Linked DNA regions of Homo sapiens: region 2 is linked to region 1. Evidence: read pairs that join two places in POLR2A ChIA-PET (ENCODE). Cell type or tissue: GM12878. All regions are shown on one strand. Each heading gives the region's core, and the rest is flanking DNA. Links, peaks and the distances in the headings are about the cores only. Region 1 overlaps CRISPLD2 (cysteine rich secretory protein LCCL domain containing 2). Region 2 overlaps LOC105371378 (a long non-coding RNA gene).

Evidence for each region. Peaks named below come from ENCODE experiments on the same cell type or tissue, not always from the same donor. Only the 100,000 strongest peaks of a DNase experiment are listed, where the experiment ranks them.
Region 2: POLR2A ChIA-PET joins it to region 1 with 8 read pairs; 4 of 35 experiments call an interaction of 5 or more read pairs at or near these places.

The regions. Positions count from the first base shown.
Region 1 is chr16:84,889,790-84,897,789 of GRCh38, forward strand. The region is part of intron 14 of CRISPLD2 (cysteine rich secretory protein LCCL domain containing 2); the gene reads left to right. Among named protein-coding and RNA genes, the nearest start is that of LINC02176, 34 kb to the right of the region's middle. In GM12878, for the core only: no CTCF peak of the experiment used is centred there; a DNase peak (open chromatin) is centred at 4,242.
Region 2 is chr16:84,798,737-84,807,710 of GRCh38, forward strand. It overlaps LOC105371378 (a long non-coding RNA gene), which reads left to right. Exons shown (of 3, transcript XR_001752293.2): 3 at 1,276-1,526. Among named protein-coding and RNA genes, the nearest start is that of CRISPLD2, 17 kb to the right of the region's middle. RefSeq lists enhancers at 5,612-6,112, 7,280-7,858, 7,859-8,435 and a silencer at 7,820-8,019. In GM12878, for the core only: no CTCF peak of the experiment used is centred there; a DNase peak (open chromatin) is centred at 7,635.

The sequences.
Region 1 (8,000 bases), core at 1-8,000:
GCATTTTTTTCCCACAAAAAAATGGGATCAAATGATAGTTACATACTAGTCATATAAAGCTACATCGTAATATAGTTACATAGAGTTAAATAAGATTAGGGAGCCTGGAGTCCAACAGACCTGGGCCCTGTTTCTTACCAGCTTTGTGACCCCGAGTAAGCCACCTGATTTCCTTGAGCCTCAGTTTTCTCATCTGTGAAATAGGGATAATCATAAACCCTGCCCCACAGGGCTGTTGGGAGGTGAACGGAAATGGTGCCTACCTATTGCCAGTAAGAAGTGGCAGTGGCTGGGCGTGGTGGCTCACGCCTGTAATCCCAGCACTTTGGGAGGCCGAGGCAGGCAGATCATGAGGTCAGGAGATCGAGACCATCCTGGCTAACATGATGAAACCCCCGTCTCTACTAAAAATACAAAAAATTAGCCAGGCGTGGTGGCACACGCCTGTAGTCCCAGCTACCCGGGAGGCTGAGGCAGGAGAATGGCGTGAACCCGGGAGGCGGAGCTTGCAGTGAGCTGAGATCGCGCCACCGCACTCCAGCCTGGGCGACAGAGTGAGACTCCATCTCAAAAAAAAAAAGAAGTGGCAGTAAGAAGCACTCTGCAAATGAGGGTTATGTTGATTACTCCGTATTTCCACTCGAGACCATACCTTTATGGAAATCTATGACCATAAGTCATTGGTAGTGACTGTGAATGACTGTAGCGCGTTTCTCTTCGTAGCTGGTGTGAGTCCTTTCCATCCCAGGGAGCAGATCCTCCCCTAGTAAGTAGTCTTCTCCAGGAATGCTTGCACACACCGTGACTGTTTCCTTAAATCCCTAGAAGTGGGCCGGGTGTGATGACGCAAGCCTGTAATCCCAGCACTGTGGGAAGCAGTGGTGGGTGGATCACCTGAGGTCAGGTGAGGCAGGAGAATCACTTGAACCCGGGAGGTAGAGGCTGTAGTGAGCCGGGATTGTGTCACTGCACTCCAGCCTGGGCAACAAGAGCAAAACTCTGTCTCAAAAAAAAGAAAAAAAGACCAAACAAAGTCCCTAGAAGTGAAATTCCTAAGTGGGGCCTTTCCTGAGTGTCATTCAGAAAGGGCACTCAGCCTCCCAAGTAGCTGGGATTACAGGCATGCACCACCATGCCCGGCTAATTTTTGTATTTTTAGTAGAGATTGGATCTCGCCCTGTTGGCCAGGCTGGTCTCCAACTCCTGACCTCAGGTGATCTGCCTGGCTTGGCCTCCCAAAGTGCTGGGATCACAGGTGTGAGCCACCGCACTCGGCCGCCATGATTATCTCTTTAAAGATCTGCAAATACAGTCACATTCTGAGGTGCACTTGAGGGTTAGGACATTAACATATGGATTTTGAGGGACCACAGGCGAGCTCGTAACAGGGCAATGTTGAAGATTTCATATTTGAGGGACGTTCTTTAGAGAAGGAATAAAATCAAGGCTGTAACTTGCCCTGGGCCCCTGGACGCTCAGGCCTTCCTGCCTCCTGGGACACGGCCCCTGCTTCCACTGCCAGCCTCCTGGGCACTTTGTGCAGCGGGCTTGCCCTGTCTGTGAAGATGCCACAGCATCACTTGTACCCAGATCGTGCCCATTCTTCCCGGGACCCCTGCCCGGTGACTCTGCCATCGGCAGCCCTGAAGAGCCCAAGTAGACAGCTTCCACGTTTTCTCCTTCAGCACGTGCGGCCTTTGATTGGGAAAAGCTTAATGAAGGGAAATTCCACTGATTTAATGGGAGGGAAATGAAGCAGCTGATTAGGAGGAATTTCCTGGCCGGGCTGGAAAGAAATCCCAGGACATCAATTTATTGAGCTCTTTGTACCCTCTTTGAGAGAAAACAGTCTTCCTGAGCAGCGCAGCCAGCTGGGATTTGTTCCCTGTCGGGCTGATTCATGAGAACATCACAGCAGTGCCCTGTGGGCTGGGGACAGGGACCTCATTGTGGGGGCCCCATTGGTAGGCCCCTGGGGAGGGCAGGGATGGAGAGAAGGCCCCCGAAGCAGCTTTCCCACCCGCCCCACTATCACCCAGGGTGTGGGGGGCTGTCGGTCTTTCTCTCTTCCTGTGACACCCACCCAAATCGCCACTGTCGCTGTCTTTGTAGGTGTCTTCCAGGCATCCCTCCCAAGCACACATGTCACTGGTGCCTTCTGTACTCTAGAAAGATTTTAGTGATTTTCTGCAGCATTTCCAGAGTTAAGACTTTGCTTTTCTTGCTCCTCAGACTCTCTGCTCCTCCGTCCTGTGGACTGGCATCTGTGATAATGCTTGGGTTCAGCTTTTCTGTGCCTCAGTTTCCTCACCTATAAAGGGGGGAATAATATTACCTGCCCCCTGGGGTGGTGGCAGGGCAGGAGGTCTCCAGGTGGGGTCCCCAGGCCAACAGTGTCCAGATCAACCCAGAGCTTGTTGGAAAAGCACATCCTCCGGCCCCACCCAGCTCTGCTGAATCGGAATCTCTGGGAGGGGCCCAGCAGCCTGCGTCTGAGCAGGTCCTCGGGGGCATCGTGCTGCATGCTCGACTGTGACAGCTGCCGTTCTAAGAGTCACGCGAACCTGGCAAACCTGACACAAGTCAGTCAGCACACACGTCCCACCCTTGCTCCAGCCTGGCCTGGGGGAGAGTGCAGAGCCTGTTAGATGTGGAAATAACAGCTCAATAGTTTCTGTTTCTTAGGGTTTCTGGACACATAGAGGGATTTTCAGTGACCCAACCCTTGAGATTCTCAGCGCTGAGTTGTCCAGTACAGTAGCCACCAACGGTGGGTGCTCACTGAGACCTAAAATGGGCTTATCCTGAGCCCGTTTGGAGATGTGCATAAGTGTGAAAAACACACCGCATCTTCAAGATTTTATACCCTTGATTCTGATATTATTTTGCTACTAAGAGTCATTCAGCCAGGCGTGGTGGCTCACACCTGTAATCCCAGCACTTTGGGAGGTCGAGACGGGCAGATCACTTGAGGTCAGGAGTTCGAGACCAGCCTGACCAACATGGTGAAGCCCCGTCTCTACTAAAAATACAGAAATTAGCTGGGCATGGTGGTGCACGCCTGTAATGCCAGCTACTCGGGAGGCTGAGGCAGGAGAATCGCTTGAAACCAGGAGGCGGAGGTTGCACTGAGCCGAGATTCCACCACTGTACTCCAGCCTGGGTGACAGAGCGAGACTCCATCTCAAAAAAAAAAAAAAAAAAAAAAAGTCACTCATTCACTGAATATTCATCACGCACCTGTGCTGGGACCCAGGGCACAGATGATTGAGCCCTAGAACTCACAGCTCAGAAGGGGAGTGAGCACTGGAGCCCCCAACAGGGTGATGGCCGGGACAGTATGTGGCGCCCGCTGCACTGGGGACACTGCTCCCCCAGTCCCCAGCAGGGTCACCTTGGGCAGTCTCCCTGGGCCTTGGCAGCTCCTCTCTCTAATGGGTTGCCATGAGAATTATGTGAGAGGTGTGTGTCCAGCCCTCGGCTAGCGGCTCACAGTAAGCATGACATGAAACCCAGGGGCACCTGTTGCCACAACTTCAAAAGATGCCATGGTTCTTTTCTCATAGGGTCAGGTGGCTGGATCCTAAGAAATGGCCTACATGACTTATCTCTCAGGATGAGGGGTCAGGGATCTTCCAGGAATTCATTCTTTCATCCTTGCTTCCATCCTTCCAACGCTCACTCCATGCAGGCATCATACACTTAGGGAGCGCTGACGATGTCCCTGGCACCCAGGATCCCACAGGGAGCACAACAGCAGACCTCTGCCGTCATGGGATTTGCCATCTAGTGAGAGGACACAGTGCAGAAATGACAATGCCAGCAGCAGGGCCCAGGGGGTCACTGTTGTGGAGGGACAGTTCAGGGAGGCATCAAGAGGGCTAGTCTTACTGTCCAGAGGGGACTCCTTGGGGACATGGCTCCCAAGAGAACCCTGCAGAGACACCTGGGTGTGGCCATGCCCTGTCCTTTCCTTATTTAGGTGGGATCTCAGCCACCATCTCTGCACAAAGCAGAGGCTGGGAAATTTCCCAGGAGCTTATTCCCAATAGGGGCTGTGGAAACCCAGCCTGGAGTCAGAGGGTGGCTCTGTCCCTGACGGCTGGTAAGCCCTTGGCGAGGGGGCGGTCACAGGCAGTCCCAAGGGAGACGTAGATGTTGTATATACTGTGACCAGTTCACAGCAAACTGTACTTTAAATGTAGGGAATCCTTCAATCACACAAACCACCAAAACCCCCAAACAGGATTCTCAGCACACGGGGCCGAAGGTCAGTTCTGCTTCACAGTGGTTTTGGTTTAGCAATGATCCTCCTCTAGAAGAGGACTTCCTGGACGTTTTGAAAGGCAGCCATGCAGAAATGAGGCAACATAAGAGACTAGCACCTGCTCTCTCACCCCTGCCCACCTGGGTATCAAAGGAAAGAAAAGACATCAGGAAGAGCTTTCAATACTGGGACGAAGGTGTCTGAATATTCTTGGGGAAATGCCGGACATCTGGGTGAATGTCAGTTCAGAATTTTTCTTAGACCAGAACCATTTTTTAACACAGATTTTGCAAGAGATTGGGAAATATATAAACAATGACAGTGAGCATTCTTGGCCACTTGATTTTTTAAAATGTCACCTTTATACAAAGGTATATATGGGTGCACAGCCATCTGAATCGCAAATTCATTCACCTAACACTCATGGGCAGCCCCTGCGCTAGGGACTGGGGACACTGCCGGGAACAGAAGAGAGAAAAATCCCTGTCCTCATAGGGGTGTGGTCTGCTGTGGCAAGTGCAGCAGAGATATGATGTGAGCACACATGGGATTCTAAAGTTTCTAGAAGCCAAAGGAAGAAGTAATGGAAGGGAAATTTTAGGATGCATTTTACTTATCCCAATATATCCATATTATTTCAGTATGTAATCAATAGAAAATTATTATTAGAAATAAGAAATTTACATTCTTTTTTGGGTATAAGGTCTTGGAGATCTGGTGTGTGTTTCACCCTTAGGCACATCTCCATTTGGACGAGCCCATTTTGGGTCTCAGTGAGTACCCACGGCTGGTGGCTACTGTATTAGACAACTCAGCACCGAGAATCTCAAGGGTCAGGTGACTGAAGATCTCGCTATGGGTCTAGAAATCCTGAGAAACAGAAGATACTAAGCTATCATTTCCAGATCTAAGGAGCCCTGCACTCTCCCCCAAGCCAGGCTGCCCCGAGGCTGGGACATGAGGTTCTCTGTGCTCTGCAGAGGAGCTGCTGATAGCAGACAGGCAGGTTCCCCTCCTCCACTCGTATTCCAAACTTCCACCAGCTCTGCACACGTTAGCACATCTCATTCCCCAACAGCCCTGCAAAGTAGGAACCGTCATTATCCCTATTTTATCAGTAAAGGAAGGGAAGCACAGAGAGGTTAAACGACTTGCCCAAGGTCACCCAGCCTACCAGGGGCAGAGCTGGGACTCAAACCTAGGCCGCCTGTACCAGAATCCATGCTTTTAAGCAGCACTCATGACTTCCTCAGCCTGGACAGGCCACTGAACTTGGGGCACAGACCCTTCCCAAGAAGGGGCCAGGGAGACCCTTGAATGCCAAGATATACTTGTTCCTGTCTTTACGATACAAGAAATACATACTTATTATTTAAATAATACATCCAGAGAGCAAAAAGTAAGAGTCCCAACAGGTGCCCTGTTAACCTCAGTTAACTGCTGATTTATAACTTTTCTTGACCTGTTTTTCCCCCGTGCACATAAAACTCACATACAAATCAAAACGGAGATTGTATTATACGTGCTAGTCTGAAACTTTTCCCCCCTAAGAATAATGATATATTTCATCAAATGAGATGAAGAGGTTTGACAGTTCCCTAGAGTGTGGGCTTTGTGAGGATAGTTCACTCACCACTTGTGCATACCCAGCCTGCGTTGCCCACATTCTCACTTTGAAGGGAGGGCAAGGTTTAAACCTAGCAGGGGCGATGGCATTTGTAGCTCCCGGCTACTGAGCACCTGCTGGATGCTCGCCTCTGGCCCAGGTACCTCCCTGGAGAGGCTCATGGACTTTTTACAGTGTCCCTAAGGAGTGGGCACTTTGAGGAACCCAGTTTACAGATGGGGAAACTGAGGCTCAGAGAAAAGGGTTAACCAGCCCAAGGTCCTAAAGATGAGAGCTAAACCTGTACCTGTCTAACTTTGAAATTTTCCTGAGGGATCAATAGAGGGGTGAGACTCTGGGAGAACAAGATTGGAATCCTTTTTTTTTTTTTTTGGAGATGGAGTCTCCCTCTGTTGCCCAGGCTGGGATGCAGTGGCGCGATCTCCACTCACTGCAACCTCTGCCTCCTGGGTTCAGTGATTATCCTGCCTCAGCCTCCCAGGTAGCTGGGATTACAGGCACCCGCCACCACACCTGGCTAATTTTTTTCATATATATATATGTTTAGTAGAGATGGGATTTCACCATGTTGGCCAGGCTGGTCTCGAATTCGTGACCTCAAGTGATCCGCCCACCTCAGCCTCCCAAAGTGCTGGGAGTACAGGTGTGAGCCACCGTGCCCAGCCAGGATTGGAATCCTTTAAAAAAAAAGACTATATATAGAGAGAGACACACACACACAGACACATACACATATACAGACAGTCTTAGACACTTAAGATCGTTCAACTTATGACTTTTCAACTTTATAATGGTGTGAGAGCCATATGTATTCAGCAAAAACCATACTTCAAATTTTGCATTTTGATTGAAAATTCTTTATACTAACTTCCTTGTAAAATAGGCCTGTGTTAGGTGATTTTGCTCAGCTGTGGGCTAAGGTCAGTGTCCTGAGCACACGGAAGGTAGGCGAGGCTGAGCTGTGATGGAGGCGAGGTGTATTCAGTGCATTTCCGATGTGGACTTCTGACTTCCGATGGGTTTATCAGGACGCGACCCACCGTAAGTCAGGGAGCATCTGTGTCCACAGTCATGTATGTACACTCATACATATAGAGACAGTTATATACATATAAATGATATTTCTTAATAATTAAAAATAAATTACACTTTTTAAAAGCCAGAAGACTAAGCACTCAGGGGTTCCTCTTCTGCCGTCCTTTTAGTGCTGGCTTCAGGACTCCACAGGGCAGCTTCCCTGTCTGCCTCTGGAACCAGAACCGGCCGTCCACCCTCCTTAATCCCGTCTGTGTGTTGGGTGATGCCAAAAGGCAAGCTCTTCCTCCTCAGGTCACTTTCAAGGCAATTGAGGGGGATGCAGCCCCACGTGCCTGTCCCTGGCTGGCCTCTAGGAGGGAGCCCCGTGCTTCTGGGGAGCTCTTCAGAGAGTCCCTGGATTGTTCCTGCCCCTTTACTCTGGCCTTTAAAGGGCCTTTCTAGGCCGGGTGCGGCGGCTCATGCCTGTAATCCAGGTACATTGGGAGGCTGAGGTGGGAGGATCACATGAGGCCAGGAGTTCAAGACCAGCTTGACCAACAGGGTGTAATCCCATCTCTACTAAAAATACAAAAAAAAAAAAAAAAGCCGGGCATGGTGGCATGCACCTGTAGTCCCAGGTACTTGGGAGGCTGAGGTAGGAGAATTGATTGAACCCAGGAGGTGGAGGAGGCTACAGTGAGTGGAGATTGCACCACTGCACTCTAGCCTCGGTGACAGAGCAAGACCGTGTCTCAAAAAGACTAGAGAAACCTCAACAATATAGTGAAAATAATTTTAAGATCTTCATAGCACTCAACTTCCCATACCCAGAAACAACCTCTGTAAACATTCCAGTGTATTTTCTTTCAGGTTTCTTCTGTGTTTACATATAAACACGCCTTTTTTTGTTGTTTGTTTGTTTGTTTGAGACGGAGTTTCAGAGTTTCGCTGTTTTGCCCAGGCTGGAGTGCAGCGGCTTGACCTCGGCTCATTGCAACCTCTGCCCCGCAGGTTCAAGTGATTCTCATGCCTCAGCCTCCCAAGTAGCTGGGATTACAGGCACCCACTGCCAGGCCCGGCTAATTTTTG
Region 2 (8,974 bases), core at 878-8,877, 90 kb before region 1:
CTACAAACATACCTGAATGAAAGGAAAGACCCAAGTAAACGGATAAATACACTGTATTCAACAAGCCAGGATTTGAGGGTCTCCCCAGAGTGATCTATAGAGTCAATGCAATCCCAATCAAAATCCCAGCAGCTTTTTTTTTTTTTCTGGTAGAAATTAAGTGGATTCTAAAATACCTATGGAAATATGAAAAAATAAAACACAGTCGAAACAACTTTAAAGCATGACCGAAGTTAGAAGATTTACAGTCCCCTTCAAAATTGTTATAAAACTTAGCAACACCGCATGGTACTTGTATTGAGGTCGATAAATAGATCAATAATATAGAATGCTGGCCAGGCACGAGGCGGGCGGATCACAAGGTCAGGAGATCGAGACCATCCTAGCTAACAGGGTGAAACTCCGTCTCTACTAAAAATACAAAAAATTAGCCAGGCGTGGTGGCGGGCGCCTGTAGTCACAGCTGCTTGGGAGGCTGAGGCAGGAGAATGGTGCGAACCCGGGAGGTGGAGCTTGCAGTGAGCCAAGATTGCACCACTGCACTCCAGCCTGGGCGACAGAGCAAGACTCCGTATCAAAAAAAAAAAAAAGCTGTATTATTTGGCATGTATACATTTAGGAATTTTCTATATCCTTGATGAGTTGGCCTTTTTGTAATTATGACAAACCCATCTTTATCCCTGGAAATATTCCTTTGTCTAATATTAATATCACCACTCCAGCTTTCATTTGGTGAGTATAAGCATGTTGCATGGTATACATTTTTCCATCTCTTTACTTTTAACCTATTTATGTCTTTGTAGTTAAAGTTGGTTTCTTGTAGACAGCATACCGTTGGGCCTTGCTTTTTCATACAATCTGACAACCTTACATTATGTTGGAATGTTTAGAACATTTACATTTAACATAAATCAATATAGTTGGGTTAAAACCTGCTATCATGCTATTTGATTTTCAATTTGTCTTATCTCTTCTTTGTTACTTTCTCCCCATTTTCTTGTCTTCTTTTAGATTAGTTGCATTGCCTGTCTGATTCCAATTTATCTATATTATTTGCTTGCAGATATGTAAAAAGTTGAAGTTTCATTAGGGATATACATAAAATAGATGATTTTTCTAAAATAATGAGGCCAATCATGAGATGACTCATTAAGGAAAAGATCAATTGAAAAATGCATGTTTGGAAAAAAATTGCATGTTTGGACTTACCTTCAGTTATCATTAGGAAACAGAATAAAACCTAGACCAGAAGTTAAGTATTTTTTTTTTCCTAAGCTCACAATTATAGTTTCTATGATTTGAATCATCAGAAGAGCAAACTTGATAATCCTGGAAATTTAGGAGACATGAGGTCATGGAAGGTCGTGGAAGGTCCTGAAGGTGAGTATTCTGTCAGGAACGGTGTGTTCGCCTTCCTTATGCTCCTGCTAAGCCCTCTCTCTAAAGTTGTGTATTCTGCTCGAAAACTTCCCTTGCCAGAGGATACTTTTCATGAATAAATGCTCTCCAGTTCTTGTCATTGCTAAGTACAGTTCTTGGGTTACTTTGCATGTCTCTCCAATATCAATTTGATGGAGTGTCTTCGAGGAACTGGCAACGTGCCAAACACTATATGCAGGGATTTGCCTACATTCAATCATTTAATCCTCCCAACAACACTGTGAGACTGACAAGATTCTTAGCTCCCCTCCATGGCTGATGAAGTGGCATCTCAGTGAACTGAAGGAAGTTGCTGGAATTCCAACCTGTGCTGTCCAATTACCAGGCCTATGATCTTGGCCCCTAAGCTATCTTTGGGAGGGCCTGCCAGTGCTTGGATTTCCTGTTTCTGTCTCTTTCCCTGCTGGCTGAAGTTAACAATCAGTATTTCACAGGGCCCTCTGAAATTTCCTTCCCCTTCAAATATCAGCCTTATGCTGGTACTGGGGATACCCAGGGAGTGAGACGTGGTCTCCAGCTTATAGATGCTCGAAGTAAAAGAGGAGATGGAACAATTGTCACAGTTACCTATTGCCACGGTGATGCTGAGTAACAAACCACCTGTAACTCTGTGGCTTTATTCTTGCTCTCTGTCTGCAAATCATCTGGGAAAATGGGGTGGGGTGGGGTCACCTGATCTATGCTGGGCTCAAGCTACAGGATGGATCCAATTCTACTGGACACTTTGTTCTGTGACCCGTGGATTGCCTGGGGCATTTTCTCCTTGTGGCCATGGCGGAAGCCCATCAATCAAAGCAAGTCACATGGCTAAGCTCAAAGTCAAGAGGTGGAAAGTACTCTTTGCCCACCACGAGGCCATGGTAGACCCCAAGGCCATTGGGCTGTAGAACAGACAGCAGAGTGGAGAACCAGAACCGATAATTCAATTCACCTCATTTATTTTAACAGGTGAGCAAAGCAATTTGCATGACAGCAAGATGTTGCTAAGGAAGACAAAAGATAGAAGCAACTGCCTACCTTGCCAACCACATGCCTTCACAGAGGAGGTGATGTCGGTGCTGGGTCTTGAAAGGTGGGGTTTCCCAGGTGGAGAGAGAGCATGTGCAAAGGTCCAGTGGCACAAAAGGCCCCTGTGGGCTCAGAGAGAAGGAAAAAGCTTAGTGCTACTGATGTGTAGAGGGGTGCATGTGCTTGCAGGTGGGTGGGGAGGGTATGGGGCAGGGAGCTGGGTGCAGTAGAGAGAGATGAACCCAGAAAGTTGCCAGTAATGAAGATAACTAAGGTCATTAATGGGCAGGGAAGTGTCTGGTCAGGCTTGGGTTTTCAGGTAATGATTCTGGCTGCAAAGTGGAGACCAGAGAAGAGGAACAATTAAAATAATTAACATGTGTAGGTTTTTCTTTAAAAAAAAAAAAAAAGAAAGAAACAGCCAGGCATTTTACATGCCTAATTTGAACCTCACAGCAACCGAGTGAAATAGGCATTATTGGCTGGGCGCGGTGGTTCACGCCTGTAATCCCAGCACTTTGGGAGGCCGAGGTGGGCAGATCACTAGGTCAGGAGATCGAGACCATCCTGGCTAACATGGTAAAACCCCGTCTCTACTAAAAAAATACAAAAAATTAGCCGGGCGTGGTGACGGGCGCCTGTAGTCCCAGCTACTTGGGAGGCTGAGGCAGGAGAATAGCATGAACCCGGGAGGTGGAGCTTGCAGTGAGCCGAGATCGAGCCACTGCACTCCAGCCTGGGCGACAGAGCGAGACTCCCTCTCAAAAAAAAAAGAAATAGGCATTATTAATTTTAATTTTAGCATAAAAAGAAATATATTTGCATTCATTTAAAAATCTTTCCTCATTGGCCAGGCTTGACCAGCTGGGAGCTCACTGTGCTCACCCTCAGGGAATGCTAACTTTTTTCTTTTTTTTTGAGACAGAGTCTCATTCTGTCACCCAGGCTGGAGTGCAGTGGTGCGATCTCAGCTCACTGCAACCTCTGCCTTCGGGGCTCAAGCAATTCTTCTGCCTCAGCCTCCCCAGTAGCTGGGATTACAGGCATGCGCCACCACGCCTGGCTAATTTTTGTATTTTTAGTAGAGACGGAGTTTCACCATGTTGGCCAGGCTGGTCTCGAACTCCTGACCTCAGATGATCTGCCTGCCTCGGACTCCCAAAGTGCTGGGATTATAGGTGTGAGCCACCGCACCCAGCCAGAACTTTTAGTGTTGTTGTTTGCTCCTGAAGCACGGAGGTTGATGTTCTCAGCCCCATTCCCCAGATGAGGAAAGCTGAGCCCTGGAGAGCCTGAGGAACATGCCCAGCGTCTCAAGTGAGGAAATGGTGGGCTAGGATCCAAACCCAGGAGGTGGGCAGCTGGCCACTGGGCCACAGCGCCTCCCCATAGGGTGAGTCCAGAGCCCCCAACCAAAATGGCGGATGGGCTGCAGGAGAAAGGAGGGACTGATGTGGCTTCTACCTGCGTCAAGTGGACCAGGTGTGGGACGAGTTTCAGGGGAGCAGGAAGGGAAGAGAGGAGTCAAGAATCCTCGACTGGCTGGGCGTGGTGGCTCGTGCCTGTAATTCCAGCACTTTGGGAGGCCGAGGTGGGTGGTTCACGAGGTCAGGAGTTCGAGACCAGCCTGACCAACATGGTGAAACCCCATCTCTACTAAAAATACAAAAATGAGCCGGGCGTGGTGGCACTTGCCTGTAGTCCCAGCTACTCAGGAGGCTGGGGCAGGAGAATCGCTTGAATCTGGGAGGCGGAAGTTGCAGTGAGCTGAGATCACGCCACTGCACTCCAGCCTGGGTAACAGGGCGAGACCCTATCTCAAAAAAAAAAAAAAAAAAAAGGAGTCCTCGACCATGCCGTATGCTTCCAGTTACAGAATATTCTTGAACAGGCAAGCAAGTCTACAGCAAAGCAACAGAAAGCAGATCCATGGTTGCTGGGGGAGGTGGGACGCAGATGGGCGTGATGGGAACATTCTGTATCATGGTGGTAGTTGGGCGGGTATAGACATCTGTTCCTCATCCAGCTGTCCACTTAAATGGGTACACGTGCTTGTGTATAAACCCCACCCCCTGTAAGGTTGATGTTAAAAGTGCTTCTGAGGCCTCCTATTGGTGACATTGCCCAGGTCGGTGGACGTCAGGGGATCCTATTTCTTAGAACACAGGGATGTCTTTCCGTCATTTGAATTTCTGGCTAGCCGACCTTTTTCCTCCTCAGCTGGAGCCCCTACCTGCCTCGGGGGACTAGGAAAGCTTAGCAGAACCTCAGCAGGAAAGCAACTTGTTTAGCTTTTAGAGTTCTCAGTGAGACCAGAGCCCTGGGAAGGAATGAAGAGGGGAACGGGGTTGCCCACATCCTTTGCACCCCTTTTGCATCAAGAGTCAGGCCCGTGGTCCTTGGCAAACTCACGCAGGAACCGAAAACCAAATACCGCACGTTCTCACTGATAAGTGGGAGTTAAACGATGAGAAGACATGGACGCATAGAAGGGAACACCACCCACTGGGGCCTGTCGGAGGGTGGAGGGTGGGAGCGGGGAGGGGATCAGGAAGAAGAACTCATGGATACTGGGCTTAATACCTGAGTGACGAAATAGTCTGTACAACAAACCCTCGTGACACACGTTTACCTAAGTAACAAACCTGCACATCCTGCACATGTACCCTGGAAATTAAAAGTTTTTTTTAAAAAAACGATTGTTTTACAAAGTCAGTGAAAAAAGGGCCAGGCGCGGTGGCTCACGCCTGTAATCCCAGCACTTTGGGAGGCCGAAGCAGGCGGATCATGAGGTCAGTAGATCGAGACCATCCTGGCTAACACGGTGAAACCCTGTCTCTACTAAAAATACAAAAAAATTAGCCGGGCATGGTGGCGGGCGCCTGTAGTCCCAGCTACTCCGGAGGCTGAGGCAGGAGAATGGCGTGGACCCAGGAGGCGGAGCTTGCAGTGAGCCAAGATTGCACCACTGCACTCCAGCCTGGGTGACAGAGCGAGACTCCGTCTCAAAACAAAAACAAAAAGAAAAACAAAAACAAAAAAACAACAAAGTCAGTGAGAAATTTAAAAGAAAAAAAAAGGTCAGGCCTATTGAACTTCAAACTTATTATCAGCCAGAGGGGATGGAAAACCCAGTGCCTCATGGAAGGAACACCCCAAACATAAGAAGGTGGAAAATCCTCCCTCCCAGCTCCAGCAAGGTGAGCGGACAGGTGAAAAAGAGCTTCTGCCCCTGGTCGGGACCCTGGAGTCAAGGGAGGAGGCAGATTAAGGAGGAGGCTGAGAGCGAACGTGTTACGAGGCAGCTCCCTCCAGTGCAAGGTGGAGGACAGCCCTCGTGCACAGTGGAGCAGCCCCAGCCTGGGTGACTCCCCAAGCCCTGTAGGCCGATGTGGCCCGGTATGTCCAAGCTTGCTGGAGTGGGTTAACTGGTGGCCCCCAGAATGATATATCCAAGCCCTGATGCCCAGAACCCGTGAATGTGACCTTATTTGGAAAAAGAATCTGGCTGGGCACGGTGGTTCATGCCTGTAATCCCAGCACTTTGAGAGGCCGACACAGGTGAATCATCTGAGGTCAGGAGTTCGAGATCAGCCTGGCCAACATGGTGAAACCCCACCTCTACTAAAAATACAAAAGTTAGCCGGACTTGGTGGTGCACATTTGTAATCCCAGCTACTCGGGAGGCTGAGGCACGAGAATCGCTTGAACCCAGGAGGCGGAGGTTGCAGTGACCCGAGATCACACCACCGCACTCCAACCTGGGTGATGGAGCGAGACCACATCTAAAATAAATAAATAAATAAATAAATAGGCTGGCTGCGATGGCTCACGCCTGTAATCCCAGCCCTTTGGGAGGCCGAAGTGAGTGGACCACAAGGTCAAGAGATTGAGATCATCCTGGCCAACATGGTGAAACCCCGCCTCTACTAAAAATACAAAAATTAGCTGGGCGTGGTGGCGCACGCCCGTAGTCCCAGCTATTCGGGAGGCTGAGGCAGGAGAATCACTTGAACCTGGGAGGCGGAGGTTGCAGTGAGCCGAGATCAGGCCACCGCACTCCAGCCTGGGCAACAGAGTGAGACTCTGTCTCAAAAAAAAAAAAAAAAAAAGAAAGAAAAAGTATCTTTGCTGTAATCAATAGAAGGTCTTGAGATGAGGCCATCCTGGATGACCATGTGTGCCCTAAGTGCAACCATGAATGTCCGTATAAGAAGAGAAGAAGGCTACGCGAGGACAGAGGCAGCGATGGGAGTGATGCGGCCACAAGCCAAGGAACACCTGGGGCCCCTGGAAGCTGGAAGAGGCAGGAAGGATCTTCCCTCTCTCCACTCTGCAGACGCTTTGATTTCAGACCGCTGGCCTCCGGAACCGGGAGAGAACACATCTCTATTGCTAGCCACCCAGTTTGCAGCAGTTTATTAGGACATCCCCGGGAAATTAATCACGGCTCCTGTCATGTAAAAAGATCGGTGGGTGGGCTCCGTCTTTGCCTCTCTGCAAAACCGTGAAGTCCCTAAACTTCCTTCCCACTCATCTAGGGGGAGAGGAGAGGAAGGAGGGAAAGAGCGAGGGCCCTGAGTGGCTCTGAGTGCACATGGGTGGGCTAGTTGCTGCAGAGACCACTGCAAATTAACAGAGATGATATAGAGAGACTGAGGCTGAGCATGGTGGCTCACACCTGTAAGCAGCACTTTGGGAGGCAGAGGCAGGCGGATCACTTGAGGTCAGGAGTTTGAAACCAGCCTGGCCAACACGGTGAAACCCCATCTCTACTAAAAATACAAAAATTAGCCAGGCATGGTGGTACAAGCCTGTAATCCCAGTACTTCGGGAGTCTGAGGCAGGCAGATCGCTTGACATCAGGGGTTTGAAACCAGTCTGGCCAACATGATAAAACCCCGTCTCTACTAAAAATACAAAAATTAGCCGGGCATGGTGGCACATGCCTGTAATCCCAAATACTGGGGAGGCTGAGGCAGGAGAATCACTTGAGCCCCGAAGGCGGAGGTTGCAGTGAGCTGAGATTGCACCACTGCACTCCAGTCTGGGTGACAGAGTGAGGCTCCGACTCAGAAAAAAAAAAAAAGAAACCAAGAGATGTCCTGTTGTCAAGGTTAAGTACTACCCCACCCCTCAACTGCCCTGTTAGGGAAAATAAGGCAGTTGCATTTTCAGACACGCAAGTGGGACCCGCCGAGATTAAAAATGCAAGAAGCAGCGGTTCACAGGATGCCGAGGATGACTGGACTTCCTGTCCACCCCCTGGGCCTGGCCAGAGCTTCTGCAGGCACTTCAGGCTCCCCTGATGGTGGCGGTGATGCCGTGGGTGCTCGGGGACAGTGGGAATGCAGTGACACCACTCGGGCTAGAGAACCCCCCGGAGGCTCTTGCATTGGTCGTCCTGGGCCATGCACAGCCTGGAACTGGCCGCTATCCAATTTTGCATCTGGGAAGTGTTCATCGATTGCTAGAAAAATAATCAGGTCGAACGCAGGCCATTTCCGGTAAAGAGGCTCTAGGGAAGCACCTTCAGGCCAGATGACTCAGGACTGTGCGGAGTGTGTGTGGTCTGGGAGCCGGCTGCCTGCCGGGCCCGGGTGCTCTGCAGGGAAACAGTTGGCTGCCTGAGGGCTCATTCATGGCTGTTTCCCCTGGAAGGGCGGCGCAGGAGCCCGGTTCTGCAGCCCTGCCGACGCCGTGTCACAGACACAGCTCTTCATGGATGCATCTGGTTTCCCATGGCTGCGGTAACAAGTGACCACAAGGTTGGCGGCTGGAAACAGCTTAAGTATCCCATCTTACGGTTCTGGAGGTCAGAAGTCTGAGATCGGCATCACTGGGCTAAAGTCAAGGTGTGGGCGGGGCTGGTTGCTCCTGGAACCTCCAGGGGAGAATCGTCTCCTTGACTTTTCCAGCTTCTAGAGGCTGCCTGTACTCCTGGGCTCATGGCCCCTTCGTCCATCCTCAGAGTGCATCACTCCAACCTCGGCTTCCATCATCACAGCACCTTCTCTTCTGACGCTGACCCTCTGGCCTCCCTCTTACAAGGGAGGCTTGTGATTCCGTGGGGGCCACAGGAGAATTCAGGCCGCTCTTCCCATGTCACCACCCTTAGCAGAATCACGTCTGCAGAGGCCCCGTTACAATGAATGCTGGGTCCAATCGCGTTTCCCAAAAATCCATGTCCACCTGGGACCTCAGAATGGGACCTTATATGGAACTAGGGTCTCTGCAGATGTAATCACATTAAGATGATGTCACACTCAACTAGGATGGGCCCTAATCTAGTGCCTGATGTCTTCATAAGAAGAGGAAAGTTTGGACACAGATGCACCGGGAAGGTGGCCATGTGAAGAGGAAGTCGGAGATTGGAATGGCCACAGACGGGACATCAGGCATTGCCGGCCACCAGAAGCTGAGACATGTGCAGATGGATCCTCCCTAGGCCCTTCGGGAAGAGCATGGCCCCTTCGACACCTTGATCTTGGACTCCTGGCCTCCAGGACTGTGGGAAAATGCGTTT